Linked DNA regions of Homo sapiens: region 2 is linked to region 1. The links are chromatin loops, found by intact Hi-C in ENCODE. Cell type or tissue: heart left ventricle. All regions are shown on one strand. Links, peaks and the distances in the headings refer to the core of each region. The heading gives the core; the rest is flanking DNA. Region 1 overlaps ATF6 (activating transcription factor 6). Region 2 overlaps OLFML2B (olfactomedin like 2B).

Region 1 (16,510 bases), core at 5,605-13,604:
TTAAGTTCTGTAACTTATTCTCATTATTCCTGCTGCTTGGAGACAGTCCAAGGGAAGGACTGCTCTTCATCCTCTATGATATAGTAACTGATGAAAAATTATTTTAAAAGTGCAAATTACACCAAACTACTTTATTTGGCTGAGTTTTATTTCAGAACTTAACTTACAACTTTTTCGGATTCTGGCCTAACTGAGCACCAAACTGCATGTGGATCAGAAGACCAGTCTTGGTTTTAGCTTTGATGCTGCTATACCATATCATTTTGGGGAAACTCACTTAGCTTCTTTGACTTTCTATTTTCTAATCTGTTTTCATTCATCAAATATTTATTGAGTGCCTGCTATGTGCCCAGTATGTTACAGGTGCTGGAGTGGAGAAGTGAACAACAAAACAGATGAAAGCCCTACCCTCACAGCATTCACATTCTAGTGAGCAGATGGTAAGCGAGAGAAGTAAGTAAATACACAGTATGTTTGAAAATGATAAAGACTAAGGATAAAACTAAAGCATGGAAGGTGGATATGACATGTTAGGGGCTAGACTGGAATTTTGCAAAGAGTGGTCTGGCAAGTCCTGACCAGCAAGATGGCTTTTTGTGTGCGTGTGAAAAGGTGATTTTTTGTTCGAGACCTGGCAGAACTGGGGGAGCTAGTCAAGCAGGTGTCTGGGGAGAGGGCATTACATATAGAGGGAAGAGCAGGTATAGAGGCCCTGAGGCAGGAGCGTGCCCTGAGTATCTGAGGAATAGTAAGGTGACCAGTGTGACTGAAGCAGAGAGAATCAAGGGAAGAGTAGGAGGCGATGAGGCTGGAGAGGAAACCAGCGGACCACTCTCCTTACAGGTTGTATTAGTCCGTTCTCACACTGCTATGAAGAAATACCTGAGACTGGGTAATTTATAAAGGAAAGAGGTTTAATTGACTCACAGTTCCACATTGCTGGGGAGGCCTCAGGAAACTTACAATCATGGCAGAAGGCAAAGTGGAAGCAGGCACCCTTTTCACAAGGGGGCAGGACTGAGTTAGTACAAGCAGGGGAAATGCCAGATGCTTATAAAACCATCAGATCTCGTGAGACTCACTATCATGAGAACCGCATGGGGGAAACAGCCCCCATGATCGAATTACCTCCACCTGGTCTCAATCTTGACATGTGGGAATTATAATTCAAGATGAGGTTTTGGGGCTGGGTGTGGTAGCTCATGCCTGTAATTCCCACATTTTGGGAGGCCGAGGTGGGCGGATCACGAGGTCAGGAAATCATGACCAGCATGGCCAACATGGTGAAACCACGTCTCTACTAAAAATACAAAAATTAGCCGGGTGTCACGGCGCATGCCTGTAATCCCAGCTACTTGGGAGGCTGAGGCAGGATAATCACTTGAACCCTGGAGGCGGAGGTTGCAGTGAACCAAGATTGCGCCACTGCACTCCAGCCTGGGTGACAGAGTGAGGCTCTGTCTCAAAACAAACAAACAAACAAACAAAAAAAGATGAGGCTGTGGGTGAGGACATAGCCAAACCATATCACAGGTCACACAGATTTGGGCCTTGATTCTAGACAGATGTGACATGATTGGAAGGTCGGAGTAGTAGCATCATGAACTGACTTAAATTTTAATAAGATCACATTGATTAGTGACTTGCTTATTTCAAAGTGTGTGATAATCACTGATATTTCCAAAGTTCTTAAGGATTAAATATGATGATGTTTGTGGAGGACTTTCAGGATGTCAAGTGATATGAAATGGGAGTAATTGTTATTGTGTGGAGTCAGTGTGTGTGGCACAGTGGAGAGACATCAGGCTTTGGAATCACAGACTTCATCTATAACATGGGGATATTAATACCTAACCCATAGGGTGGTTGCAAGAGTTAATAATGTCAAGTACTGTACCTATCACATGCAACACACACCTCTGAATACAGCAACAACTGAAAGGTGTCACTGCATTCTGGAGCACAGGAAAAGAGCCCTAGGAATCAGCCATCCTGGGGTCTAGCCCTTACCTTCCACTGCCTCACAGTCTTATGGAGACGAAATAAACTGCATTCTTCATAGTTTGCTCATTTTCTTCATCTCCCCAATGGATGGGGGTTAACAATGATTGCTGTTTTCCTGTGATGGTATGAGGGCTGAGGAGTTAATGCTTCTAACACCACTGTATGAAACGAGATACTGCAGAGTGTTTCTACTGTTAATACAAGTGTGATTAAGACTTACATTAAGGAGGCAGTGAAAGAACCCAGAGAAAGCTGTTGTATTGGAAACAATGTGGCTTTATTTTGAAAACATTACCCAGAGTCTTTTCAGTTCTATGACTTAGTGCAAAAAACAAACAAACAAAACCCCCCCACCCCGCCGAAAAAAAGAAGATAAGAGGAAGAGGAGTAGGACGTGACTTCGAAGAAGACAAAGAAGACAGTGGATGAGAATGATGACAAGCTCGTAGCGGCAGATCTCTATCACACAGTGGAAACAGTTCCAAAGGGGAAAATTTGGCAAGGACTAAACTTTCTTTAAGTCATCATTTAGTGCTAAGAAAGCACTAAAAACTTGTCAAGTTTCTCATCCCTTTTTCATTTTTAAGACAAGTTATCCTAATCTGCTTCTTATAACATAGTACTTCTCACCGGAATCCTTGACATCTCTTCTTTCTGGGCTTCTTAATAAAAACCTTGGGGCTTTTCCTGACTAAAAACAACTAGAATCGCCATGTAGTTTATATGGGTTACCATTCATCTCTAAGGGAGCGGAGCCCGGCTAAAGGCTGAAAACTGGGTTGGTTTATGACAGCAAATACAGGCCATAAACTTTTTAAAGAGAACCTACCTTTCTTGGGATTTTTTAAAAAGCAAGATTTTAAAGCAGTGAAGGCAAGTCTAAGTCCACACAACTTCTCCCACAGACCAACAGTGACTTGTTACTTTTAAACTACTGACTCATCTAGTCAGAATACCTTCAAACACACAAAGCTACCTAGACTATAGCTGGGCCTCACAAACCCCAGACAACTGTAAAGTTCAGTCAACAACCATGTTTTTGCACTATCAGGCATTATGTAATCCTAACAGAGCAATGAATATGCTCAATTTAACCTTTATTTTTTAAGCAGGGCCTAAAATACCCACTTTAATATATAGCCCAGCAGATTCAGTTGATAGGGTACAATAAACAAGGGCTTTTCTCAGATATGTAAGGCAGAGGTGATGCTCTCCCAATGGGAGTTTGTTCCCATGATCAATATGATTCAATTACATAAATATTTACTTAGCAGCTATTATGTGTTGGGCACTGAGAGATGAGTAAGCCCTTGCCCCTGACCAAGGCACTTGCATCTAGGAAAAGAGGCAGCTATGTAAACTGGTATCATCCAGGATAGGTGTGATACGGGTATGCATATGGTACAACAAGAATAAAGAGGAAGGTGCCTACCTAGCCTGGGGAGGTGGAGAGATGACAAAGAACATTTTCTGGCCAGGCACGGTGGCTCACGCCTGTAATCCCAGCACTTTGGGAGGCCGAGGTGGGCGGATCACAAGGTCAAGAGATCGAGGCCATCCTGGCCAACATGGTGAAACCCTGTCTCTACTAAAAAAAAACAAAAAAAATTAGCTGGGTGTGGTGGCACATGCCTGTAGTCCCAGCTACTCAGGAGGCTGAGGCAGAAGAATCGCTTGAACCCGGGAGGCGGAGGTTGCAGTGAGCCAAGATTGTGCCACTGCACTTCAGCCTGGGCAACAGAGCAAGACTCTGTCTCAAAAAAAAAAAAAAAAAGATCTGAAGGAGGTGACACTTGAGACTAAGGGATTCTTCAGCCAGGTCTGAGGTGGGGGAAATTCTACAGAGGGATAAGCATTAGTAAATACATCAAGTCATGAGGTGTGTTGTGCTAGGTAGTACTGAAATACAAAATATAAGTGGAAAATGGGAAAATGAGGCCAGAGAGATAGAAAGAGTTGGTTCACACAGGGTTTAGAATTTATCCCAAAGGCAATAAGGAGACAGAGGAAGGTTTTAAGGAAGTAAGAAACAGGATGGGGATATGTATTTTATTAAAATAAGTCATTGGTGGTAATGTGGAAGATAGATCTGATGAGAAGTGGTTGGATTTGGAGTCCATTTTGAAGGTAAAGTTAATAGGATTGGCAGATGGATCAAAAGTGGATGAAAGAGAAGGCAAGGAATCAAGACTGTTCTAAGTTTCTGGCATGAGCACCTGGGAGACCTAAGATGGGTAGGAGTTTGGGGAGAAAAGTGAAGAGTTCAATTTTGAACAGGCAGGTGTTCGAGAATGTTAGGGAGGCAGCTGAGGAAAGAGTCCTGAACTCAGGAAATAGCTACAAATCTGGGAGACATTAGCTCATAGATAGTATTTAAAGCCATGTGCAGCAGAAACTGCTCCCTGTCCTCCAAAATCCATCACGCTCTTTTTCCTCTAGTAAAAGAACTGCTCCATTTTAGCTGGAAGCCATAGCTACCTACCTAAAGACTATATTTCCTAAATTCTCTTCAGCAAGTTATCATCATGTGACTCAGTTCTGGCCAATGAAATGAGAGCAGATGAAACATGTTTAACTTCTGAGTCCTAAAGGGAAGGGATACGTTCTCACTTCCTATCTTCTTCTTCCTGCTGGTTAGAATACTGACAGGATGCAGGGGCTGAAGCAGCCATCTGGGACCAGAAGATGGAGACAGCATGTTGAGAACAGCAGAGTGCAGGAAAGAAAGAGCGTGGGTCTCCAGTACTAACAAGCTATCCTATCAGTCTTGGACAAGCTCCCACACTTTTATAGGAAAAAGAAATCAACTTTCATCTTGTTTAGGCACCTTCATTCTGGGGCCTCTGTCATAGTAGCCTATATTGTAATTTATATACCATGTGATTGAATAAGATCACCTAATATAAATGACGAGTTAATGGGTGCAGCAAACCAACATGGCACATGTATACATATGTAACAAACCTGCACGTTGTGCACATGTACCCTAGAACTTAAAATACATATATAAAAAAAGATCACCTAGGCCAAAGACTAGAGGGTCTAGGCCTTGGGATATTTCAATGTATAGGGTTTGGGAGAAGAGAAAGAGTCAAATGAGACTGAGAACTAGCATCTAATGAAATAAGATGAAAAACAAAACCAGACAGGAGGTCTCAGTGAAATCACGTAAATAAAGTGTTCCAAGGTGATGTCAAATGTTGCTGGGAATAAGATGAGGATGGAGAAGATAATATGGTAGCATGACGGTGATGGAAACTTTGATAAGTAGTTTCAGTGGAGCGACGAGATGAAAGCCTATTTGGAGTGGGTTATAGAGAGAACAGCAGGAGAGAAGGAGGAAACAGCAAGTATAGATGAGTCTTTTAAGGAGTTCTGCTAAAGAGGATCACAGAAAAGTGAGCTGGTGACTGGAGGGGAAACTAAAATTTAGGGAATTTTTTAAAAGTGAGCACTATTATTATCAAACCCACTGCAATGAAAAGTTTTACTAAAAAGCAAGAGATCTGAAATACAGTATGAAGAAGTTACATTTTTATAAAGGAGTAATTCTCTCTTTAAAAAGATAATAGAAACTCACCTTCTTAAAGGAATGGCAGCTTTCCTCATAATAAGCTGTTGAACTTGAGACCTTTAAGGTTAGTATCACAACCTATTGCTATACTACAAATGGAAATAGCAGTGGTTTATGGAACTCATTTGGAAATCAGTGCCTACAACTTAAAAAAAATAATTGTTACAGTGTGATGACTTTCTTCTACTAACTTCTTGCCTGCCTTACATTTCTGGCACCAATGGGTAAAATCTTTGGTGAACTTTTCTCATCTGAAAAATATGACCATTTCCTTGAAATCTTTACACTCTTATGTTTCTCTGATATTCAAAGGGCTATCTCAGATACTGTGAAAATCACTATCATTTAATAGGAAAGGAGATGGGGCAGGACTCTAACTCTTCACACACAATACTCCATTTATAGGCAATTATTTCTTTAGATGTAATTCTAACATATTCAGTTATGTGAGTCCAAAACGCAAATCTATACTTGACACTAGCCAAAAGAGCCCTATAATTTCTATTAGTAGCACAGTCTCATATAATACCTTAAACAAAAATGAGAGCAGAAGGAAGATTCATAGTGCATGGGATGAAGAAAGTGCACTCCAGACAGGCGAACAGTAGATGCAAAGGCCCTAAGGTGGGAGTATGCCTGGCATGTTCAGGGGACAGCAAAGAGGACTCTGTGCATGCAGAGGAGGAAGCAAGGGTAGAAGGCTAGAAAATGAGGTCAGAAAAGCAAATGTGTTTGTGTACATGTGTGGGAAGGGGAGGCAGAACCATGTAGAGTTGTGCAGGCAATTGTCAGGGCTTTAGCTTTGACTCTGAGTGAGATGGAAAGCTACTGGTAAGTTCTGAACAGAGGAGTGGCGTGATTTTTTTTTTTATTATCTTTTCAGTTCTGGGATACATGTGCAGAACGTGCAGGTTTGTTACATAGGTATACATGTGCCATGGTGGTTTGCTGCACCCATCAACCTGTCATCTACATTAGGTATTTCTCCTAATGCTATCCCTCACCTTGTCCCCCACCCCCCGAAAGGCCCCGATGTGTGATGTTCCCCTCCCTGTGTCCGTGTGTTCTCATTGTTCAACTCCCACTTATGAGTGAGAACATGCAGTGTTCGGTTTTCTGTTCCTGGGTTAGTTTGCTGAGAATGATGGTTTCCAGCTTCATCCACGTCCCTGCAAAGTCCTTTGTCTTTTTATAAGAGCAGTAATTCCATTCATGAGGGCTCTGCCTTCATGACCTAATCACCCCCATAAAGGCTGATTTTCATATCATTACATTAGTGAAGAGATTTCAACATACGAATTTTAATGGGACACAAATATTCCAACAGAGATGAATTATTTATGGTAATTATGGTGTTGAAGTAACCAGAGATAAAAGGCATTAAGGTGATTTTTTTTTTTTTTTTTTTTTTTAACTGAGAGGGAGTCTCACTCTGTCGCCCAGGCTGGAGTGCAGTGGCACAATCTCTGCTTACTGCAACCTCCGCTGCCTGGGTTCACGTGATTCTCCCAACTCAGCCTCCCGAGTAGCAGGGACTGACTACAGGCATGCCTCACCACACCTGGCCAATTTTTGTATTTTTAGTAGGAGTGACATAATTTAAGTCTTAACAGGTTCATTCTAGCGTCAATATTTTAAAAAGACTAAAGAATGTAAGGGTAAATACAGAAAATGTTAGGAATCTATTTCTGATGATTTGGTCCAAAGTGGTAGTGCAAGAAGGTAAGAAGTAAGAAAGGTATGACTCAGGATGCATTGTGAAGTAGAGTTTGCTGAGGGATTAGATATGGGATGTGGGAGGAAACAAAATGGGTCAAGGATGACTGCAAGGAAGGTTTTTGGCTGTGCAATGTGAAGGACGGATATGCTTCACTGTGACTAGGATGAGAAGACTACAGGAGAAGGTTGAGGGTGGAAATCAGTTTGGTTAAGTGTGAACTGACAGGAATCATCTAAGTGAAGATATTTAACAGGCAGTTGGTTACATGCATTTGGAGTTCAGGGATTAGAGTGGGTTTGGAGGTATAAATTTCCCTTCCTGTTAAATATTTATAAAAATGTGAGTGTGGATATTAAACACATGCTGATTAAGTGCATAGCCAAGTGACTTACTGTCATAGTTAGGGTCCCAAAACAGCTTCATAGGTAAGAAGAAAACGAGCAAACTCCAACAAGATGAAATTTAATATGTCAAAATGTAAAATCCCATACAAATATATGATGAGAGAGATAGGGTAGAACAGAGACATGTTTGAAAAACATCTGTAACATTTTAAAATAACTTAAAGAGTGTAATAATTGGATTGTTTGCAACTCAATGGATAAATCCTTGAAGGGATGGATACTGCATTCTTCATGATGTAATTATTTCATGTTGCACACCTGTATCAAAACATGTCACATACCCCATAAATATATACACCTACTATGTACCCACAAAAATTAAAAATTAAAAAAAATTAAAAAGAAAAACATCTGTAGGTTTTAGTCAAGTGTAAGTTTGACAAGTCAAAGGTGAAATATAACTGCTCCTCAAATTCATGCCAACTAAGGTTGTGTTAAGAACACAACAAAAAAGGTGATAGTTCCATTCTCACCTGCTAATTAACACACCAGTAGCGTTGTGTTCCATTCTGAGTTGCTTCGAACCTAAACCATAAGGGAGCAAATGAAGAAACTGTATTTCTATGAGCAGATGTGGAGAAGATGTGGGATACAAAATGGCCATCTTCAAAGACCTGGTAGCCTACCACGTGAAGACGGCATTAAGGCTTTTTCTCTGAGGCCTAAAAATACTGAATTAGAACCAATAATTGAAAAGCACAGATTCTGGAGCAGTAACAGAAAGAAATTTCTAACATTTATAACTGTCTGAAAAAGGAATGGAATATAATCAATTCCGTTTCTTTAGAAATGCTCGAGCATTGCCACTCTTTACTGAGAACCTATTATGAATGCTTTCATATGCTGGACCTATTATATTACTAGGCACTTTATAGAATATATTAAATCATTCTTTCCTACAGTCTCATATGAGAAAATTACAACAGAGAAAAGTGAGCAAATATTATGTTGGTGCAAAAGTAGCTGTGATTTTTGCCATTAAAATGGCGAAAACAGCAATTACATTTGCACTAACCTAATAATACAGCTAAGGAAAAGATGGGATTACACTTGTCTCTGTCTGTTCAGGCTGCTGTGACAAACTGTATAGACAGGATGGCTTATAAAAACCAGAAATTTATTCCTCACAGTCTGGAGGCTGAGAAGAACTAGATCAAAGCACTGGCAGATTTAATGTCTGGTGAGGGTTTGCTTCCTGGTTCACAGATATTCATCTTCTCACTGTGTCTTCAAATGGCAGAAGGGGTGAGGAAGCTCTCCAGGGCCTATTTTATGAGAGCACTAATCCCATGCATGAAGCCTCTGACCTCATACCAAAGGCTCCATATCACAGTATGGTAGGGATTTCAACATATAAATTTTGGGAGGCTACAAACGCTTAGTTTACAGGAACATCTATACCTACCTATCTCAAAAGTCCATGATTACATACGAGTCTATCTCTCTGTCTGTCTCTCTCTGCATTCCCTGGATATTTTCAAGTGTGTAAAGAGGATTAGGGCATTCTTATTAACAACATGGAATAAAAAATATTCCACCTAGTTTATAAGTACTTGCTAATCTAAAGAGCTTTGTGACAATGTTGTACCAATTACTGAAACCCATTTGCATCTGTCTTTCTTTACAACTGAGTGCAGAACCTACTAGATTTCCCTATAAAACCAGATTATCTGTAATGAAAGGTCACTTGAATCAAGGGTAGGCAGAGAAGTAATTCTGTTTTGGGGAGGAAACTTCTTGGGAATGGTTATCACAATGGATGATACCCCAAGAACAAAGCAGACAATGTGAAAGTTGGTCATGACTCTTCCCCTGTTTCTAGGAAAACATGGGTTACCTTAGGAACATGGATTTAATGCTCTCAGTGGTAGAATGATCTTACTCCATGGAAAACAATGCATTTATAACATGCTAAGTGCCATGAAAACATATCTGTTCTTTCCATAAGCATATGTAAAATACAGGGGAAAAAATCACTAGCTTAAAAACAAGAGGAAAAACAATTAGAAGGGAGTTTAGAAGAAGCAGAAACACCCAAATGGTAACTACTACGGAAGAAACTTACATTTGAACCCAGGATCCTTAGAATTATGAGACTTTACATAGAGGGAGTTGGATTGGGAAAGAATGTGGTACAGCCAACAGAAGCTTTGCCAGCACCACTAGGAAACATCTAGGATTGGAAGGAGTCTCAGGCACAACAGCACACAGCTGCTATGTCACTTTGAAGCACTCACTCCTTCCTCTTGCAGAGCCCCTACTGCATTGTGGTTTCTAGTCCTAAAACCTAACCATTTCCTGCTAATTCTTTGGTGCTTCTTATTTTTTTCAAACTTTTCTTTAAAAAGTTTTGGTTCTGAAATGGCTCTGTTAGAGGAGGATGGAGGAAGGTGGCAACAATTTACCGGCATCACAAATCCGAGGGAAGACCTGGTTTTGGGAGAATGTTTGTGTAGCTTTACTCATGCCCAAGGTGGTCATAACTGGATCATTATCAATTCACACCTGAATGAATGTGAAAGTTCCTAATTGTGGCCCCCACTCATCCATGTCTAATCCAGCCTGTTTACGTACAAGTTATCTTGTACACTGTCATGAGATTAATCTTTTCAACTATCATTTTTATTGTGTCTCTTGCTTTTTGATGGTCCCTGCTGTATTGTGAAGAGTGCTGGTGGGATGCTTCTTTATGGTAGTGATGCTGGAGCAGAGAAGTAAATGAAGTGAAGCGAGCCATGTAACGATCTGGGTAAGAGGTTTTCAGGAAGATGGAAAAGCCCTGAGGCATGCATGAGCATCAACATGGGGAGGAGCAAGAAAAACTGTGCTGGAGTGGAAGGTTAAGGGAGATGGCAATAGGAAATGAAACTGGAAACATAGACAGAGATTGACTGAGCTATGGGAGGCCAAAATTAGGAGTGCAGACTTTTATTATGAGTGTAACTCATGATGAGTTAGAAGAGTAATTCAATAAGCCTTGCTGAATAAATGAATTAAAGTCCATTCAGGATCACCTATTTTGTTAAATTAGGGTTGACTTCTAAAGTATGATTTAAGGAGAAAAAATATTCTTTTGCATGTTGTACATGTTCAAATTAAAATCATCTTTACATTGGCCAAAGTTTTCCAATACTAAAATTCAATAGCAATCTTTATAAGTCAAGGGGAGAACATAAAGTTACACATAAAATTTTCTATTCTAATTGTGTCTTACAACTTTAATGTTGTCTCTTGATAAAACAGATTAATAAGTAGCAAATGTATATGCAGACTAAAGATGCTTTAAAAATAATACATATACACATATGCATATTTTAGGATGGAGAGACTTCCTTATATATTTTCAGATAAAATTATCACTTGTTTGCAGGATGGAACTGTACATATCAATGTTCTATATAAAAACACCATGACTTTTGGATTCTCCATGATTAAACAATAGATTCACTGAGTGTGACAGGCAGCCTCTAAGATGGCCCTCAGTAAGCTCCATATTTTGGTGTTCATACCCTTGGTATTTCCCTTCTATAGAGAGTGGGCTGAACATAATAGTTTGCTTCTAATGAGTAGAATATGGGAAAAGTGATGATATATCAACTCTGAGATTAGGTTACAAAGATACTATGGCTTCCATCTTGGACACTCTCTTGTGTTGCTATTGTGACAGAGCCAGAGGCCATGTCATGTGCTGTCTCATAGAGAGGCGCATATGGCAAGGAACTGAGGGAGAACTCTGGCCAACAGCCAGTGAGGAATTGCAGGTCTCAGTCCAAAAGCTCAAAAGGAACTGAATCCTCCCAACAACCATACGAGTGAGCTTGCACATAGATCCTCCCCAAAAATGAGACTGCAGCACCAGCCAGCAGCCTGACTTAAACCTCATGAGAGACCTAGAGCAGAACCACATTGCTAAACTCTACTTGGATTCCTAAACCAAAGAAACTGTGAAATAACAAATGCTGCTTTAAGCCATTAAAGTTTTGGGGGTAATTTGTTACACAGAAATATATAATTATTCATTGAGCTAATATAACATTTTAATGAAGTAGATCAGCTAAATTCTTAATAGTAGCTAATCAAAAAGACATTTAAAATGGTCTGCAATTTACATTTAATCATTTTAATGGCAAGTTTACCTTTAGAATTTTTTTAGCTTTGAAAATTGTTATAATTTGTTTAAAAAGGGCCAATTTGGAAGGGACAGTCAAAAAATCAAAAGGCTATAGAAATCAAATCAAATTTCTTGGTTCAGAAACCAAGAAATTCCAGTTTTAAAGAGACAGAAGTGAATGATTCGGTTCCAATATGCCTGAAAAAATCTAGGGATTGTAGTGGATGGAAAATGAGGCTGTAAAATAATATTGTCTTAAAAAGTACAATAGTGGAATACAAACACCCCACATAAAATGTGAAAGTTGGTCAAAAAAAATAACTTGCATTGTCATTCCAATTGACCATTTATTAGCACTTTTTGATTTTGTGCAACTTACTTAACTTCTTCAAGCCTTTGTTTCTTCATCTATGTAACAGGAATAACAACCCTATATTTTAGGGTTGCAAAGCACTCAGCACAATGCTTGGCACAGGGTAAACAACCAAAAAAAATGTTGGTTCCTATAGCAATTACTCTTTTCTATTATAGACTTAAATTAGAGTTTAGTTCCACTTTCAAAAAATAAAGTATTCATTTCAGGCTACTCCACAACTGGAGACCTTTAGAAAATTTAGCAAAATGTTCAGAAAACCAAAATTTAACCAGAGTTAAGAATAAGGCTTGCTCAAGATAAGGCTTGCTCAAGAAAGTGAAAAGACAAACTCACAGAATGAGTAAAAATATTTGCAAGTCATATATCTCATAAGTGACTTGTACCTAGAAGATATAATTTTTATAATTCAATAAAAAGATAAATTATCCAATAAAAAATGGGCAAATGTTTTGAATAGACAGTTCTCCAAAGAAGATATACAAATGGCCAGTAACACATAAAAAGATGCTCAGCATTACTGGAGTGGGGAAAGGGGTGAATGAGGAGTCACTGCTAATGGGGATGGGTTCTTTTGGGGTGATATGTTCTAAAATTGTACTAAAAACCACTGAGTTATAGATTTTAAATGGGTGAAATGTATGGTATGTGAATTATAACTCAATAAAGCTGTTCTAGAAAAAAGAAGTATAAAAAAGGATAAGGCTTGCAAGGTTTAAATATATATTATTTCGTCTGAAAAAGATAGTGGAAGGCAATTCGATACTGCTATTTAATATATAAAAACATGCAGTCATAAGGGATGTTAGCCAGTTTTTCTCTATTTCTTCAAAGACTTAAGTAACAATATCAGATTATGTTAATTATAAGAATTTTTTAACAGTAGTGTTTATCATTAAAGGACTATAGTTTAGAGGTAAGTTGTTCAATAATTTTTCTCCTTAAAAACAGAACAAATATTAGAATTTCTTGGAACCAGCCAGGTGCGGTGGCTCACGCCTGTAATCCCAACACTTTGGGAGGCTGAGGCGAGTGGATCACTTGAGGTCAGGAGTTTGAGACCAGCCTGGCCAACACGGTGAAACTCCCGTCTCTACTAATACAAAAATTAGCCAGGCATGGTGGTGTGCACCTGTAATCCCAGCTACTCAGGAGAGACTGAACCTGGGAGGCGAAGGTTGCAGTGAGCCAAGACCACACCACTGCACTCCAGCCTGGGTGACAGAGTGAAACTATGTCCCCAGGGGAAAAAAAAAAAAAATTCTACGAACCTACATTTTAGGAACATGTTTTAGATGGAGCAGTTTGTATAATAAATTCCTTCACGTCATTCCAGAAATAAATTCTCTTGTGTTATGTCTTGTATTCTAAGATGGTCCTATTAAAATAAATATGGTGTAATTTTTATTTTTCTGACCTGGTTTACATATGGTCTTTCTTGAAGGCATGGAGATAAAATTCTCATCTCCAAATGGCTACTTCAATCTCTATCTCTGCATAAAGTTATTTATTTGGTTTACTTTAAATGTACAATTTGCTATGATTTTCCATCACCAAATCAAAACAGTAACTGACCAGTGGATATAGAATGTCTCAAAAATTCTCCTCTTTATAATAAATGTGAATAATCTTGCATTTCATATTGAGATAAAGCTATTTTTGAAAGAAACGTAAGGTTCTAATTCATTATGACAAATGCAATTTAATACTCAAATGTTAAAATATATTGTAGCTTAAAATCTAAAAAATAGATCACTGAAACTAGAAAACTAAAATGGCTCTCATAAAGATAGAAGCCAAAAATAATGATGACAAATTCAATGAGTATTTCCCCTGCTGCAACTTGAATGCTTAAACTGTACTGTGTGGGAAAATAAAATTGTTTTAAAAAACCCAAAACAACTAAACTAAGTGGGAGGTGGAGATTTAATTATTTTGGGTTTATGAAAATGTACTGTCATCAAAAAATAAGCTCATAATTTATTTGCCTTCTAAAACATACAATCGGCTTGAGTAAAAACATTAGTTGTCACTGGCCTATCATGTACAAAGTATAGAACTTTAGAGCCAAGGGGGAACTTTAAAGATCACCTACCTCAACCTTCTCATTTTATAGATGAGGATACTAACTGAACTCCTTGCTTACAGGTCACACATCTGGTTAAGGGCTGCGCAGGGTAAGAACAAAAGGCTTTGACTCCAAATGTGGGCTGCTTTCCTAAACATCATACTGACCCTTTACAGAGAGAGATGATAGTGCCTGTACCTGCACAGACCAAATGGGTCTCAAGTAGAGGCTACATTCTTTAGGACTTTATAACTTTGGAGAATATAAGCTATCACCTAGCCTTTCACTAACTGTGGGTTTGTAAACTGGTTTAGGAACACATTGTTTTTTCATCTTTTTGTGATATTAAGGCCAAACTCACCATATTTCTTTTTTGGTTGTTGTTTCCTGGTTCTCATCTCCTGTGTTGAATCTTCTCTGATTATTCAAAATGCTGCTGATAGAAGTTTTTGGCCACTTAGTGCCTGACTGCATACCTAGGTTTACAGAACCTCCTATCTTGTGAGATAGAGCTGACCTCCTACTAGTTAAGTGTATAAAGTACCAGATAATTTATTTCCCAGACTTCCTTGTAACTAGGGTACAGGCATATGGCCTAGGCTCTGCCACACAGATGCACCAGCTCCAGACTGCAAAGGAGACTCTTCTGGAAAGAAGGGTGGCCCTAGAAGGCCTAGAAGGAGTGGTATCTAGTTGCAAGGGCCAGCCATGGCTTTGGTTCTGGAAGTACAGTTCAGGATCAGCACTATCACTGATGTAAGCTATGGTCTATGTCCAGCTCTGTGGTGTAATTTAGGACTTTGTTTTTGTTTACCGTACCTCCAAGTCAGATTCTTTGGCCCTCCTAGAAATTCTACTTAAGTTACCCAGAGTTAGTTTCTGTCACCTGAAACTAAGAAAACTGATTGATACACAGCACCTAAAAAGTAGCTAACAAATGTTCTTCTGTATCATAGTTTATCTGGGGCAGGAGCTTTTATATAGTTTTCATATTTGTACCTCTCAGTTCATAAGGCAATGCCTAGCACCCATCAGGTTCTTAATAACTGGGAGTTACATTGACTGTTTTCAAAGGTGTATGCGTATGACTAACTATATGCCAAATGAGGCTCCCTGGAGTAAAAGGGAGAACAGAATGGTACATTGCTAGAATGTATGAGAGCAGCAAAATTAACCAAACACAGAATAGGGGGCGGAAGATTTCTCATGTTTATAGCCCACTTTGTCTAAATGGATCTTAGTAGCTATCTTAGTTTGAGTTCAAGCCAGTTTTCCTGGGAAAACACATGGCCACATCTATGGAAATGCAGACAGTAAATTCATTAGTGAGAAGACAGTTTATTTTTACTATTAAATGCTATGTTTTGTTTTGAAAGTAGAACTGGTCTGTTGGTCTAGGACAGGCTAGTTTAAGAAAGTGACTGACATTTACCTACTAAAAAATGCTTTTTTTTTTAAAAAAAAGGCTTTTGTATATTTAAATGTCATGGAAAAAGGAAGCAAACTTTGCAATAGATGGCTGCTAAATTTGGATGGAATGAATTTATTTTAAAGTGCTTTAATTAGGTAAACTTAAGATGATAAGAAAGCTATAGCTTACCATCTCCTAATTTATTTCTCCATATTTTAACATACTGGTGGGGAAAAAAAGCCTTTCTGGTTTATCATGGAAACTCCAGGATAGACATCTTTTTGCTGCCATCATGCCAAATTATGTGCTCAGTATTAAATATTTATGTAATAGATGACCAGAACATAAAACAGTAGCTGTTACTCTGAAATTATGGTAACATAAACTCGTATTTAGTTCTGCTGTCTTGACTTAGTCATACGCTGTTGCCTGAGGGAAAGGCTAAAGACACTATTAAAAGTTAGCACTTGCTTTTCAGAAAAATGACCTCAAAGGACCATGCAGAAAGTTCAGTTGTGGTTCTCTTAATTTCTCAGTTATCTCAGCTGTAAAATGGGGAAAATGTTTATCTCACATAGGCTTTATGAGGACCAAATGCAATTATATCTGTTAAAGAACCCAGTAATATACTTAACATAAATGGTGGGTACTCAAAAAAGGGGAGCTGAACCTGAATGTACAACTTAAAACTATTTGGTAATATAGGCAATGAACAGTTAAAAAGCATTTTGTTTTTAAAAAAGGAAACAAAACTCCAAAATACTTTAAACCTTGTAAATACTTAATTTTACTCATTTCTACTCTTATTATTCCAACAGTATAGTTCAGACATTTTTTACTATTAA
Region 2 (16,510 bases), core at 4,105-12,104, 75 kb before region 1:
TTTGAGTTCTCATTGTTTAGCTCCCACCTATAAGTGAGAACATGTGGTATTTGGTTTTCTGTTCCTGTGTTAGTTTGCTAAGGATAATGGCCTCCAGCTCCATCCATGTTCCCATAAAAGACATGATCTCATTTTTTTCATGGCTGCATAGTATTCCATGGTATATACATACTGCATTTTCTTTACCCAGCCTGTCATTGATGTGCATTTAGGCTGATTCCATGTCTTTGCTATTGAGACACTACTTTCAAGGAGCTCACAGTCTAGTAGGAAAGACAGATGTCAATGCAACTGACAGATTTCATAAAAGAGGTATAAACAGTTTGTGAAGAGGTCTAGACCTCAGGTTTACTTGTTCTTGTAGGACTCTCCCATTTTCTTACCCAAACATTTCGGAAGGCAGAATGCACATACACCATTGTGCTTGCCTACATCCCTGTCTACACAAATGTGTTTCTCACGGCAACCTCTCAATTCCTGGCTAGTGGCTTTCCTGTCGAGCCCCCAGTATGCAGATCTGAAAGGAAACTCTGCCCTGTGTCTGTGTGCCCCAGCCCTGGACTAACCCCTTGCCTTGTTTCATAGCTCTCCACAATCATAGACATGTTGGAAGGAGCGTTCTATGGCCTGGATCTCCTGAAGCTACATTCAGTCACCACCAAACTGGTGGGGCGAGTGGATAAACTGGAGGAGGTAAGGAAGATTCTGGTTTCTATATCTTTTTCTTGATTGAGCCCAAAAGCATATCAAACGTCCCACAGTAAATTTTCAGCTAGCACATGTGCTGACTAGACTTAACCCATCCTATTCTATGAAAGGGAAAATATACATAAAAGATTCATTCAAAATTATGCCAAATTGTTGGTGACAAAGAAAATCAGTTAAGTAGAAATGCCAATACTGTACCTTCTTTTTTTCATAAAATCCCCTTAATCATATAACCAATGTCTTTCCATTTTTACCTTGACTTCCAGGGACCTCAGAACTCAATGAAATGTAAAGGTACAATAAGCATCTTACCTCCAGTTTTAAGGTGGAGTCATCTCCTTCCTTTGTATATGGTTCCTAATTTCTCTTAACTGTTCTGGTGCATACCCCTGTATTTATGTGTGTGAATCCATCTGAAATTCATTTTAGAGGAAGAAGACATAAAAATGATTACTAATAAGTAATGTTCCCTACTCAGCATTCAGGCTGGTCATGCCCAGAATGAATGGACGAGTCATGCAATTTTCATAGACAAAGACACCATACTATTCTGACTGGGCTCTGGGAGTGGTACAGGTGGTGCTGTGGTTTTCATCTAGTGGTGTGTGAAGGGAGCTGGGAGTTGTTACAGATACTGTAATAATGTTGACAGTGCTTGTTGCTGTGATGCCTTAACATATAGATGAGAAATCATGTAGTCACCCAAAAAGTAACTAACGATCATTATTCAATCTTATTGGTAAGGAACTTTATGGATATGTTTCATTGACTCGCACCTGGTTCTTGGACTGATAACTTGAAACAGTGACTCAAAGAGCTGCTGCTCTGAGTGGAAATCTATTTCTTTAATGTTTACAGCATTACTGTAAGTGGCAAATTTAATAACACAATGACTGTAAACATATCAATATTCCTTATGAAAAAGTGGACTTTTGGGGGGCTATCATGAAAGAGCTAAGGTTCTTCGATCTATGATTAGTAGATGTAGCGGTTTGTGGCAGAAAGAGCAGCAGGCTTGGAGTCAGGACAGAATGAGTTCCTTACTCTTTGTTTGTGCTGCCAAGCAGCCATGTCCTACCTTCTCCATCTGGACAGTGAGAATAGTACCCTGCCTACTCCATATGATTGCTGAGAGGATACAAAGTATGCTAATCAGTATGAAAATGCTTTGAAATGGTTAAATTAAACAAGGCTCTGACCATGGAGAGATTGAGGACAAACATTCCTACATTACTTTGCCAGGATAGCTGGCACAAAGATGATGAAACACTGAAGTTACAAGGATTAGTTTCAACACACTCCTTCCACCCCTTAAAATTTTCCCGGAAAGTGAACACTAGTTCCTTTTCCACCCGCCCTTGGGCTTAGCTCCTCCAATGCTATGATGAGATGTTTTCTGAATAAGGCTGTTGGCTCTGGGAGGGTTGGTAGGTCCTTAATCACATCAGATATGAGGTCTGATGAGAGGGGTCAGGGTTTTGGATCCTGAGATTTGTACACAGATCAGAGTGGCCAACAGAACCGCATCAGCCTCCTCCTCGCTGTCTGCCACTCTCTTCAAGGGGTTCTCTCAAAGAACTAGGACCCTGGGCATCTTGAGTCTCTCCTTCCTCAATGTTAACAGCCAAAATGATGACATTGTGGATGGTCAGCACCATCCCACTACTAATGGACTTCATGCAGGCTTCGGACTCTTCCTCCTAGTTAAAACCACTTTCTGGTTCTTTCAGATACATTCAAAAGGAATTAAACCAAGGTCCAATATTGGGAAGTGCCTCTGTTTTCCTAGGCCCCCAGAACCATCCAAATGTGCAATGCCCCTTTAAGAAAAGGATTGCTCTTCTATAGGAACAGGAGCGACAGCAACCTCTTCTGCTTTTACCTGACCTTGGCAGCCAAACAGTTGCCATTCTGCCTGGAGAACACAGCTTGAGAAAGATAGATCTGGAGGGAGAGTACAGTGCTCTGGAGGCCAAGGTCAGGTACTCAGCCTCTGAGAAGGCCAGTGGGCTGGGCTTGTCCAAGGACCACAGTCTTGTTACAGCCTTGTCTAGCAGCTGAGCCCTCCCTGCTCAGGAGGGAGTATGGGTGAATTTGATGCAATACCAGTGCCCCAGCAGGGTGGTATCGTCTATACAGTCACACAGTAACCTCGTTTTTGCAAAAAACAGTTTTAGTTACATCAATGAGAGTATCTGCTTGCCAAAGCTGTGATATGTTTAGTAGCAAAGATTGGACCTTAATAATAATAATCCCTTACATTTGTATAGCATATTACGTTTTGTAAAGCATTCTGTATACATTTAGCCCATTTGTTCCTGGGTAATGTGAGAGCCAAGGAAATTAGATGACTTGACCAAGATCACAGTGCTAGGAAGTACAGGGCCTTCTGGTTCCTGGTCCAGGGCTCTTTCTAATCAACCCCGTAAGTTTCTTCAAATCATTGCCATCTGTCCTGCAAGCATCAGTTTTTCTTAACAGGAACTTCAAACAATAGCTCTTCCAGGGGAATTTCTAGGCAGAACTGTGACTCTATCCCATAGACCCATTAAATAGGATTAAAGTTGAGTTCGGGAAGGAGGTTTCCCCAAACCAGACAGCCTAAGGTGATAGGGTGCTGAAGTGTGACAGTAGTCTTCAGATGGGTCTGGGCCCCTGTGCCCAAATAGTGGAGCACTGTATTTGTTTGAGTTTGTCTCAAGGCTCATGCCAGCTGACTGTCTGGAGTCTGCAGTAATTGAAAAGGCAGAATGTTGGGTAAATTGAAAAAACACTCCCTCTCCAGCTCGGTTCTGCAGGAGGAATGGAAGTTAAATTCTGCTCCTGGTCCTTGAATATTCTTGAATCCCAATGGGAGCTCTTTGGAGGTCAGACAAGACAAAAAAGGGGTCAGATTGGAGAGGCATTTTGCCCAGAGTAAGATCAATGGTTGGCAGTATAAGCAAGCACACATTTATGGGATATAGCCACAGTTCCACCTTGGGTATATAGGAGGAGGTAGGAATGGAAACTTCATTTGCAGATGAAAGAGGAAGGAAGGAGAGAGAAATGGAATCTGAACTATTTTGAGTTTACCTTTTGGTAAAATCAGCTCTGGGAGCAGCTCTGCTTAGTGGAATGATTTTGGGTAAGCTTTTGTTTTAAATACTGAAAAACGACACATGCATAGAAAAGTGTATAAACAATGAATATAGTTTAACAAATTACCATGAACAAAATGCCTGTGTAACCACCAACCAGCTCAAGAAACAGACCAATTTTAATACCCCAAAAGGCCCCCATATGCTCTCTCCTACTCATACCCTTCCCTCAGGGGAACCTTTATCCTTACTTTTATGTTAATCATTTTCCTTGTTTTTCTTTATAGTTTCATCGTTTAAGGACGCATCCCTAAATGTAATAGTTTTGCCTTTTTTGAATGTTAAATACATAGAATCCTACAGAAGTGTGTGTGTGTGTGTGTGTGTGTGTGTGTGTGTGTGTGTGTGTGTGTTGGGCTTTTTTCACTCAACTTTATATTTTTAATATTTACCTATGTTGTTTTTGTGTCTTGTGGTTCATTCATTTTTATTGCTGTGTAGTATTCTATTGTATGAATATACTACAATTTATCTGTTCTCCTGATGATGGGTATGTGGATTGTTTCCAGTTTCTGAATGCGTAAATCAGAATAGCCCTATGGACATTCCTATACATGAACATCCCTGTGCATGTACCCTGGTGCATGTGTGCCTGCATTTCTCTATGGTACATTAGATAAGTGGAACTAGAAGATAAGCATTAGTTATGCTTATCTTCAACTTCAGGAGATATTGCCAAACTGTTTTCCAAAGTGGTAGTATAAGTTTACATTGCCTCCAGCAGGGTATAAAAGTTCTGCACACATCCTCACCAACACTTGGTATTGTCAGACTTTCTAGTTTTTGTCAATTTGGAGGCTATAACTTAGTAGGGTCATTTCACTGTGTTCTAGAAACTTAACTCCAAAAATATCTTTCCAGTTCACTGGGGGAGGTCTGAAACCTCATAAACCAGTTTTAAAACTGCTCCAGGAATAAGAAACACTCAAGGTGGTCAGCAGTCCAACATAGACCCCAGCTGACCTCTCCTTCCTGTGAGTGGCTGGGAAGGGGAAGGGCATGCAGGAAGTGTAGGTACATGTTGGAGTTGAGGGGTGGGTGGGCACAGAACATAAGTATCTGAAGAGATAGGAGTTAAAAGTCTAGAAAGAAAACCTGTAACTTCCAAAGGCAAAGGCAAGCCCTGTTCATTGCATACAGAGCTGGCAGTGGCACTCACTCAGCTCAAGAAAAGACTTCATCCGGGCTCTGAGTGCACTCAGAGACCCATAGACTTGTAGGCTGCCAGGCCTAAAGGTGGATTCTGAAGGCAGCAGGACTAGAGGCATGGTGTTCAACCCCTAGCAGCACATACTGCTTCCAGGGGCAGATTTATTACTAAAGTGGAGAAAAAGACAAACAGAGGGACAGATCATTATAATAATCTTCTAGCATCAAGGCTTTAGTTGGTTTCAGTCATTTCTGTAAAATTTGCAAATTTTATGAAGAAATGTCCCACCCCCACCTTGCTGCAGGATACCTGTAAGTGTTTATAAGTGCTTGAAATGCTTATGTACACATGTGCCTTTGTATATGTGTGGGTGCATAGCCCATGCTCTTAAAATAGATGCATGCCTGCAAGCTTTCCATAGCGTGGTTTCTGCTTTGTCCCTTCTGGTGTGTGTATCTCTTTCCTTTTTCACGAATCTACCTGCTGGAATTTGCAAACCACACCCATGAGCATAGATGGCACGAGGGAACCTTGTGTCCCAGCTGAAGACTTTTCTCCTGATAATGTTGCCTCCGAGGAAGATTTAAGTCCACGATGGATTTACCAGACCCAGAACTGGTCCGCTCCCCAGAATGTACTGGCACAGGCATTGCTGAGGGCTTCTCCCCCACACCTAAAGCTTTGGTGGCTTTTGTGTTTCTGGACTGAAAGGCATGATCAAAGAAGCATTCCTGACCCTGGGGGATATATCGTTTCACCAGCTAATAGGAAAACGTAATTTTCATCTGTGCAGACTTGGCTGTGAGTTGGGGGAGCTGTCTCTTTCCAAGCCCTACCTTTCCTTCCACCCTCCACCCCTGTCGAGACACCCCCAGGGCTCACTCTCCTGATCAAATCTGCTCTTTCCGAGGGGTTTGCTGTAAGTCATTTCACTCTTCTTCCTCAAGTGAAGGCTTGGAGAGGGGCACTGCTTACCCGGCCTGACTTCAGTGTCCTTATACGTGAAAAGGCAGAGGGTCGAAGTTAGTGTTTCTAAAATATATTTCAGCCTAACACTATTTAATTCAATTTACATCTTAATATGAGTTAAAGCCAATATATTACCTCTCCCAGGGTTGTATATACTTCAAATCTAATTTGCAATTGTGGGATATAAAGTTTTCTTCTTGGCTGAAGAGACTTACAGTGCGAGTGTCAGCCCTCCATCCGTCGGCCTAGGAACAGTTTAGAGCTGCCAGGATGTGCAAGTGTGCATGGCTCGAGTGGCTCTATTTTAAGGGGTAAGATTACCCTAATATAGAAATTCATCACCAGAGGCCTGGGTCTTCTTGCTGTTGCCTTGTTTGACTTTCCTGCCAGGCCCTGGACTTCTTAAGGGCAAGCTGGGTCAAGTCATCTTTGTTTCCCAGGCCCTGGTCCAGCACCTGATGTGGGACAGATGCTCCACAGCTGTTTGGTTGGATGAATGTTCAATGGGGCAGCTGGTGGCTCCCTGAACCCAGGCCTGCCTGTCTCTCCCATCAGCTGTGGTCGGAGGGATTAGGCCATGGCCTGCCTGTCCTGCCATCAGGAGCACCGGCTGTTTCCAGCTGTTCTCTTCCCCAGCTCTCTTACCAGGGGCTAGGAGACAGCTGTCAGCTGGGGTTGCTGTCCCAGGCCATCTGGTCGTAGCTGTCTCCTGGAGGGTGCAAAGGTTGAGCACGGTGAGCTGATGGGAACTACGAGCCCTCCCCCCTTGGGTCCAGTTACCCTCACACTTGCTCAGGTCACTCCCATGAGAAACTATGTCCCATCTGCCCTTGGGCTTGCCATCTGTATCTTAGCCCTGTGCGCATCCAGCTATCTGCCAGGGAATCCTGATGCCCACAGGACCTACCAGGCAGCCTCCCAGGCAGCCTCCTTAGATATGGCTGTGTGCACCTGCTGTGTGACTTGGGGCCAGGGTTTGCCTCACCTGCAGTCTGGCTTTGTCTACTCCCACAGGTGTCTAGTGTGTCTCTCTACAGCACACCAGCCTTGGGTTCTTACCTTCCTCCCCATGCCAGCCATACCAAACCCTGGCTTCCCTTTCCTTTTCCACCTGCATGTCTGCTATGGAGACCCCAAGGGTCCCTCCCACTCCAGCTTCACCCACATGCCTCAAGCCTGATTTCCTTGCCCAGCACTGTACCACATGCAGCCCCTTATCCATCTCTGTGCCAAGCTTGGGTGAGGTAGGTGTCATCATTCCTTCTTTTCCTGCCTGGGGCCTAGAGAGGTTTCATCCCTTGCCCTATGTGGTTATATAAGTAGGCCATGACTGTGGTGTGGGTTTACACCTGATCTCCAGAGCCAGCACCCTCCCCCGACCACACCCCTGTCCCTGGTTCTATTTGTAAAAACGAGACCACAGAGAACTGCCAGAATTCTGCCCCATGGTCATCTTTCCCCTGGTCCCAAGGTTTTGGCTTAAGATACTACACGGTCTCACCCGGGCACACGCACACGTGTCTAAGAGCTGGACAAGGTCAGGATACGGTCTGTGTCCTTCATACCCATTCCATCGGTCTACACATCTGGTTGTGCTGGCCCTACATGGCTTGTCAAAACACCAGCCATGCTGACTAGGGCTGACTGATGGCTGTACCCCTAACTCCACCTGCATCCGGTTCCCCTTTGCCAAGGGTCCCTGCCTTGTTTGCACGTTCTCTTCCCTCTGGTGTGTGTGCATCTGGCTGAAGTTAGCAGTGGACACCTGTTCCCATCTGGCAGTGTGGCACCAGTGGACACCTGTTCCCATCAGGCACCCTCCAGTGCCCAACTGCATACCTCTCCTGCACATGGCACTTGTTCTATGAACACCTCTGAGTTCCTTGGCTCTGCCTGGCCCAAGGAATCATGATGACAACGTTCCCAAATCTTTCATTGCCACAGTTGGCTGTGTCCAGCCTTCTGTCTGAGCCCTCTATCTGTCTGCTCTTTCTCCCTCTTCCCTTCCCTCTTCTTCAGTGTGCCAGGATCCTTGGCAGGGGCCATGGGTACACTTGCTTCTGCCAGATAGGCACGATTCCCACCTCTGCCGCCACATTGCCAGCACTGCCCACGAGCCAAGTTGCACACACCAGAAATGTCATGGTTGCAGCTGTCCCAGGGGGAAGAGCCTGAGGCATGAGGTCATGGGGTTCACCTATTTCCCAGGGCAGAATCGAGGGTACCCTGTGCAGGTGGCATCCCCTGCATCTCCTGAGAATCGCCTCACCAAAGGCCTTTGGTGTGAGAAGCGCAGAGTCCCAGGGAGAGGTGGGGAGCTCTTGAGGGCCAGCACCCCCAGGTTGGAGGTGGCTGACTGGGGGTGGCCAAGGAGGGGCAGCTGTGGCTGCTGCCCTGGGGGACACCAGCTGGCTGAGCCCTGCAGGCCAATGGGGTGATGCCACCGCCAGCCTCTTGTTTATTCAGGCGGCTGGCAGGCTTTGCCATTCCCGTGAGGGGAATAAACTGTACTGCTTCTCTGGGTTCTCAGGGGCAGGCTTGCCTAAAACCCTCATCTGTGGAAATGCAGAATAATGGCTCCTCACTGACACCCAAAAGGGGATGGGAGACTATAAATCAATGTGAAGGGGGACTCCCTAGGGCCCTAGAAACCCTAAGACCGGGGTTGGGGGGGCACCCTTTGCCTCACAGTGAGTGTGCCACACCCACTGATGCACAGTGTTTAGGAATCTAGTGAGATCTTCCGTCAAATAATAAGGATACTTAGGCCCAGCCAGTCAGTCCACCCAGAGGTGTCACCACCTTTAGTAGAGTCCTAGGGCCAGAGCTGGGCCGCAGGTGTGGACACTCCTCAGTCCGCTCCTCAGAGAAGCCTATCGACCTGGCTGAGGAGTCAGTGCGTGCATCTGTCACATCACCCTGGCAGAGTTTCTGCAGAGCACTTTTCACTAGTTGATATTTTCTTGTCTATTTCTTTGTCTATTGCCTACTTCCCCCTCATGGAGGGTGCCCTTCACCAGGGCAGGATCCCAGTGGCCTTGCTCACGCTTGAACCCTCAGTGCAGCACTGAGCACGTGAACGCCTTAATAAAAAGGTAACACATTGAATCCCTGCACCTGCTGGGCTTGGTGATCTGTCTTAGGCTGTGAGAGCTACAGGAGGGGCATCCACAGGTGTTGCTCTCAGCAGGTGCTGATGGATTACAGAAATGCTTGAATCCCACTAAGGGGCCAGGAACTTTTCCCGTCAGTCCCAGAAAGAACTCAGCTCCTATAAAACAGCCCTTCTCACACATTTCTGTCCGTTTTTCAAGCAGCTGTGCCCCAAGCTTTCTCCACTTAGGGCGGTGCTTCTCAAACTTTAATGTGTACACAGAGTATCTGGGGATCTTGTTAAAATACAGATACTGATTCAGCAGGTCTGAGTGGGCCTGGGAATCTGCAGTTTTAACAAGCTCCTGTGTGATGCTGATGCTGCTGAACTCTGCACCACACTTTGAATAGTGAGGATTTATGAGAGTCCAACATTTCTGTATTTCTCAGCATCTATGCATATCCTGTCATGTATCCTGAACCCAAACTGTAAGTATTCTCCGGCTTTTTGACATGCTTGGTGCTGCTGAGAGCTGTCTGTGTGCCGGGATCCTCTCCTGGTGTTCTTAGTGATCCAGCAGGTGAGCTGAAGAAGCAAGGGCCAGGAGGCTGGGTGCTGGTTCCACTCTGCCACTTTTTTGTAGTGACCTTGAGCAAGTCACATTCTTGCTCTGGGCCTCAGTTTCCTCTCTGTGAAATGAGAGGTTAGTCATGAGTTCTTGGGTCCATTCCAGCTGTAACATTATATGAAAAATAGCAGCCACTTAGTCCGGTATGTTTCATGCACATCCATATATATTAACTCACTTAATCCTCCTAACAACCCATAGGAAAAGTGCTAGTATTATCCCCACTTTACAGATGGGAACCTGAAGCAGAGGTGTTTCAGTAATGTGCCTGAGATCTCAGATCTAGCAATAGCAGCATGGAGGATGAACCGGTTTCCTTCAAAATCCATGCTCTTACCCATTACACTTGACGGCCTGATAGATAACACCTAGGAGTGACTGCGCACCCGGGAAGATCACTCATTCTGAGCATTCTTAAAACAAGATCTCTTTCTCATGGAACTTAGCTCTCACAGTTAATTCTGTGCAATTTAGAGAGGCTGGCTTAGCCTAAGTGCCATGGAACACACTGAGCCCTTCCAGCACTCAGGATCTGGCATGTGATGAAATGCCATAAGAATGGCATGGCTGATGGTTCGGGAGCCAGGTTCATTTAACAAGCACCTATGGGGCTTCTCTGGGCAGCCCCTGTAGGAGACTCTGGAGCCGCGGTGTCTGGGTGTCACAGCCTGGATATGCCCACCTCCTCTGGCTCTGCACTACTGGGACTTCCCTCTAGGATGTTAGTAGCATCCCACCAGGCTGCAGAGCTGTGCCTGGCAATGTCAGCTTTTACACTTCCTGTGTCTGTTTGTTAAAGAAAGATGGAAAGCAAACACATCCTCTATTTTACATCATTGCTTCCTCAACCTCATAAACAGGGCCCAAAGGAGAACATCACATTTAAGAATGTAGATGCTCATGGAAACTTTAGAATGAGGGCCAAAGTTGGATCTCAATATAGTCAAATCTCTTTAAAAATAACTAGAGGAAAAGGGGCACCTCTAAGGCTGTCGACAACTTTCCTTGATTTAAATCCCATTCAGTGTTCAACTTCTCTAGGAAGCTACCTGGGACGCCTCCACTTTCCTCCTGCTCTGAACTCAGGAAACCTCACATTTGGTATTTACAGAACCTGACATGGTTTGTCTGTCTCCAGTTATAGTTGCCATCTCTCCCACCCCACCCAGATCCAGAACCCCAAGGATACTTACAGCCTTTCTTTCTGTAGCACTACACTTAGACACTCAAGAGGTACTCACCAGTGTTGGTTGAATGAAATGTAGCCTTGATCTTCTCTGGTATGAACCAGGTCTGGAACATGGCTAATTTGCCAAGTGAGGGGTCATTTAGTGAAACTGTTTTTATGGGTAAATAGGAAAGTTTGAAGCCAGCCTATCAATTTTCTATGTAAATGATGCTTTTAAAGTACCAGGGAATGGTTTGTGCTCACTAAAAAGGCAGAGTAGTTTTTTGTTGTTGTTGTTGTTGTTTGTTTTGTTTGTTTGGCCACCTCTTCCAAAATTGCTTAGAAAGCCCCTCTTTCATTAACTGAGCTACTGGTTCAGATGTATGGGATGCGAGTGAATGGAATTCTTTAATGTTCTTCAACACTGGATAAGAGTGGACTATATACAAAGGACAGAAAAAGAACCTGGTGTCCTGGTGGCCCAGAGACTTGTCAATGTTATTAATAGAAAAGCTATGGTAGTTTGGGCAGTATTTTCTGTAGTTGGATATCCAAGCGCTGAGCTGCCCTGGAAATACTGCCAGGAGACCTGGTACCGGTGCTCAGCCCAGGGCTGGGCACACTCTCTAGCCCCAATCACTTGTTGGATGATTTCTCAGCCTGTCTGTTGTGTCTGTGTGCTCTGAGCGAAGATGGCTGCTAGCTGCCTCCTGCTTGTCTTCAGGGTGCTTTAATGGATCATCTTTTTTTTTTCCTTCTCAGGAAGTGTCTAAAAACCTCACCAAGGAAAATGAACAAATCAAAGAGGACATGGAAGAAATTCGAACCGAGATGAATAAGCGAGGCAAAGAAAATTGCTCTGAAAACATCCTAGATAGCATGCCAGACATCCGCTCAGCCCTGCAGAGGGATGCAGCAGCAGCCTACGCCCACCCAGAGGTATAGCCCCAGCCTCCAAGGGCCTCTGATCACAAGCCCTGGAAGTGTGATATCAGCATCTCTCCTCTGCATAGAACTTTTCAGGCTTCAGTCCTTTCACAGAGATGAGCTCGCTTCATCCATACAATTGTTCTGCAGGTTCTGTAGATTTGATGAGCAGTTGACTCCATTTTACTTCACACTGAAGCCCAGAGAGGATCAGTGAGTGTTGAAGCCAGGACTGAAATCTGAGTCTGAGTCCCAGCCCCCATTTTTTTCAAGATCTGATATCCCACCTTTGTGAACATCTCTTGTGTTTGTAAATAGGGAAGATATGCATGCTGGCTTGTCTGGGACCATCCTGGTTTACTCCTGCTGTCCTGGCATGATTTTTTTTTTTTTTTTTTTTTTTTTTGATAGGTTCCAGCTCTGCCACCAAGGCTGGAGTGCAGTGTTGTGATCATAGCTCACTGCAGCCTCAAATTCCTGGGCTCAAGTGATCCTCCTGCCTCAGCCTCCTGATTAGCTAGGACTACAGGCACATGCTACCATGCCTGGTAATAAAATTTTTTTATTTTTTGTAAATACAGGGTCTTGTTATGTATTTTCTGTAAATGCGGCTGGTCTGGAACTCCTGGCCACAAGCAATCCTTCTGCGTCAGCCTCCCAAATCACTGGGATGACAGGCGTGGGCCACTGTACCTGGCCCTGGCATGGTTATTAGTAGCACCCTCTTTTACTCTAAAAAATGCCCCAGTTTGGAAACAAATTATATTCCATCCCTCCTCATTTATAGGGGACTTTGTAATTTACTACATATTTTCATAACTATACCATGTGGCTGTCGTCACAGCTCTAGAAAAGCAGGCCAGACGGAGATCAATAGCCTCATTTTACAGATAAGGAAACAGATCCAGCTATGAGCATGGTCTCCCTCTCTCAGTTGGGAAGTGGTGGCAGAGGGTCTCAAACCTCTGTTTCTTCCTACCCAGTTGTGTCCCTAGCACGAAGTTACCCATGAATGGATTGCTGCCTAATGTGATTTGAGTGATACCAAAAGACCTCCTTGCTTAAAAATGCCTCCCCATTTGGTGCCTGTTTCTTTTGGCTCCAATTACTACTAAGTTATGTTTATGTACTAATGGTTAAGTGCTACCATTTAATGTATTGGGTTATTTACTGAATTGTTGTCCAAGAAATAGGCATTAATTTGGGAGATAATCCAAAAGGAAGAGGAAACAGGTAAGTTTTGGTGGCAGGACTTGAAGAGTCCTATTAGCAAGACACATTATTAGCAAGATGGGTCTGGATCAAGTGTTATAAAAGGGGTCACTGGGCAGCCAGGGGATGGCAGCATTTAAGAGAGACTTTGCTCATTTTAACTGGTTACCAGGGGTTGATGGTAGATGGCAGAGTTGTGGCACACTGGTGCCCAGGGAGTGGGTTCCAGTTGGGCCATTGAGGGATCCCCTCGGCTTCGGGGAGTCGTTCTGAGTGTGGATTGAGCAGGGCCTGGGACAGCTAGAGTCCCTGAGCTGGTCTGTCTGTATGCTGTGACATGAAGAACTTTTGGGAAGCATTGCTGTGCAGGACTGTGTTGCCTGGGCCATTAAGAATTGAGATAAGAGAGGCAGGAAGTCTGGGTGTGTGGGCTTGAAACTCTTGGGTAGGGCAGTTCATCAAAGGGTGCCAGGCAGGCAGCAGCTGGGTTTGGGGATCTTGGGCACACATGTTCCAAAGGCAGGACTGCAGGCAGATTGGGGCTTTTGAGGTAACAAGCCCTGAGAAGAATATGGTGCCTCCACCCTCCCCAATATGTAACTCAAAATAAAAATTCCAAACCATAAAATAGATATAAGAAAGGCCAATAATTTTCTGGCTTTGCCCATGATGACTACTTTGGTGCTTTTTTGGAAATATCATATTTCTTCAGAAATTATTTTGATTCTCATTTTTGGGTGTCCCTGACAGGCTGGCTACTGAGCAAGTGTTTAGTCTGCTTGGTGGATCATCTCTGAGTGGGTATGAGCTCATAAACCAAGGAGCCAGAAGACATTTGGGCTGGAAGGGAACTTGAAGGCTCCCACTCATTACACCTGGGCTCAGTGTCTCTTATTTCAGCCCACCTGGCATCGGTGGCTCAGCTGCCCAGTGGAGCCAGGCGCCCCTTTCCTGCTCTGGCTTCCAGTTTCCCAGTCGGCTGAGCTTAAGAGTGCATCTGTTGTCTTGATGACACATTATGTGGTATGTTCGGGAACCCAGCTCAGATTTCCTGAGGGCAAACAGCAAACCAAATAAAAAACACCAAACCCTTTTTCTCCTTGCTCAGCAAAGTCCCTTCCCCTCCTCCAGTCCCCATTCATCAGGCTGCTGAAGTTAGCACAATCCTTCCCCACCAGGGTGGTGGGGCAGAAAGGGGAAGTGGTGCCGGAGGCCCCAAGGCAGGATCTTGCCATCCCTCTCTTTTGTGAACCCCATGCCAAAAAGCGGGTGGAAGGGGCGCTGGGTTTAGTTGTTCATTTTCAGGGTTCCTGTAGATAATGTCAGAGCTTTCTTGGAATGGTGAGTGTTAATTTGTTGAGGGCTTCTCTCTAAGATGGTCCTTGCCTGAGGGGTTGGCATGGGGCTCTGGGGGCTGGGTTGGGAGTGGAGAGAGCAGGGTGAGAGTGGAGAGAGCAAGGTGGAAGTAGGAACATTCGACTCCAGGAGCTGAAGTCATACAGCAGACACTTGGATTCATAGAGAAAGGAAATTGAAGCTTGGAGGGGGCCGCTGCCGCCCAGTGCAGCCTGTCGCCAGTGGATCCGTGGAAATTATATGTTCTCTGGCAAGGGCTGTCCATGGTCTTGCTCCATCTCCTTGGCTGGGAGAAAGCACTGCAGTTCCCACCCTTCCCTGAGAGCCTGGAATTAAAGACAGTTACTGGGGTTTGCGGCGAAGAAATGACAACCTGCTTTTGCAATGCAGAGGGAGACCAGGGTCCGGTAATTAGATGCCGTTCAGCGTCTGAGTCACGGGCTGTGGCCAGGGTCTCCTGACAGCCTGCCGAGCAGCTCTTCCCAGTGGGAAATGAGGGATCTCCCAAGTCTGCTGGGTAGGAGCCAGACCATGACCCGGAGGACTAGGGCAGGCAGGCGAGTTTTTGGATGGCAGGCAAGTTAGTCCTGTGGTCACAGCTGCAGGCAGAGGCTTAATGGAAGGAAGAGGCAGGCTCTGAGGGCAGGCAGCCTGGGGCTGACCTGAGTTGTGTGACTTAAGAACTGCCCCTCTCAGCCACTTAACTGATTGACTTTCAACCAAATTGCTGAACGACTCTGAGCCTCTGTTTCCTCATCTGTGACGTGTGGATAATGGTATCTACCTTCCCCATTGTTGTAAGGGTTAAAAATAATACAAAGGGACATGGCCATAATAGGTGTTCATTAAAATATCATCTCCACCAACCAGATATCCCCTACAGCTCAGGTGGAGGTTACATCACCAGCAAGAACAGGGAATTGAGGGAGGGGCAAGGAGCAGGAGTTGGGGCTGCCCCAGGCACAGCCGAGCATGTCGGCCTGTTTCCCCTGGGCAGACAGGGGAGGCTGGCAGAAGGATGTCCCCTACCTTTCAGGAGTCGGTCACCACTGTGTGCTGGGGAGAGAGAGATACACAACCCCATTGGTTGTGCCATCCAGAAGAACTCTCTTGTCATGAGAAAACAGGCACACGCTTGGGGGTGTCCTTGGGGGTAATGAGGACTCAGGGCTTTTTCCAGGCCAAATTGTAAAGATCAAAGCAAGAGCCTGGTTTGCTTCTTCCTGTGCGAAAGGAGCACATTGGCCGTGGTGGCCAGGTTCCTACAGCCAACATGGAGTAGCTAAAGGCCCTGCCCTGCCTCCGGGCACTGGGCATCTAGGAACACAGGTTTTGTTTCCACATGGGCTCTGCTCTCTGGGTGGCTTCCACCAAGGCCTAGAATTACAAGATTAAAGGGAGCTCACTCACCTCCCCCTGGTTGAGAAGGGGCCTCATGGTTCAGGGGGCTGCAGGAAGCCGCCTCTTCATTATCCAGCCACTGGAGTCCTGGGGAGAGCAGGGCTGGGCCACGCTCCTCTCAGGCTCCCACACTTCTCTGATGGAGCCACCAAAGCAGCTGGACCCACCTGTGGGGTGGCCCTGACTTTGAGCACAGTCAGTTCACAGGTTGTATGCCCAAGGTCCTTTGCTTTCAAAGGTGGGTGATTATAATCCTGGACAGGGAGTCTGGCTGAACAGACCAACACAGGACCAGAGATCCCGCCACACTGTGGACACAGGGGCTCCTCCTTGGGCAGCAGCTCTGTGGAGGACAGAGTGGTCCATCTACATGATCAGAGCTGTCACAGGGCACTCTCACAGCGCCATCCAGATGCCCAGTCACCGGGCCATATGAGCATCATTTGTTTTGACAAAATTAAATGCTGGTTAGTTACCAATGTAGATGATTCCTTGGGATTTGTTATGATTCAGAAATTCAATTTAACAAATATTAGGGAGCCTCAATCCAGGGGAATCAAAGATGAACAAGAAATGGTCTCTCTTCTTTCAGATTCCCATAGTCTACAGAGATAGCAACATCCCTAAATAGTGCCTGTGGAAAGCAGGCTAGGAGAGGTGCTACAGCAGAAGCACAGACTTATATTCATTAGGACTTGTGTTCAGCTTGGGTAAGAGACCCAAATACAGTGCCTTAAACAATAGAAATGTTTGTTGT

The links. A loop is a pair of places that touch in the nucleus more often than their neighbours do. Peaks named below come from ENCODE experiments on the same cell type or tissue, not always from the same donor. Only the 100,000 strongest peaks of a DNase experiment are listed, where the experiment ranks them.
Region 2: a loop joins it to region 1, with 1.8 times the contacts of the local background. A loop is called at or near these places in 3 of 110 quality-filtered maps.

What each region holds. Positions count from the first base shown.
Region 1 is chr1:161,927,828-161,944,337 of GRCh38, reverse strand. The region is part of intron 15 of ATF6 (activating transcription factor 6); the gene reads right to left. Among named protein-coding and RNA genes, the nearest start is that of OLFML2B, 88 kb to the left of the region's middle. In heart left ventricle, for the core only: no CTCF peak of the experiment used is centred there; no DNase peak of the experiment used is centred there.
Region 2 is chr1:162,001,583-162,018,092 of GRCh38, reverse strand. OLFML2B (olfactomedin like 2B) reads left to right here. Exons shown (of 8, transcript NM_015441.3): 3 at 586-693; 4 at 11,620-11,796. Among named protein-coding and RNA genes, the nearest start is that of OLFML2B, 14 kb to the left of the region's middle. RefSeq lists an enhancer at 14,717-15,218. In heart left ventricle, for the core only: no CTCF peak of the experiment used is centred there; DNase peaks (open chromatin) are centred at 6,539 and 8,067; H3K27ac peaks cover 3,065 bases.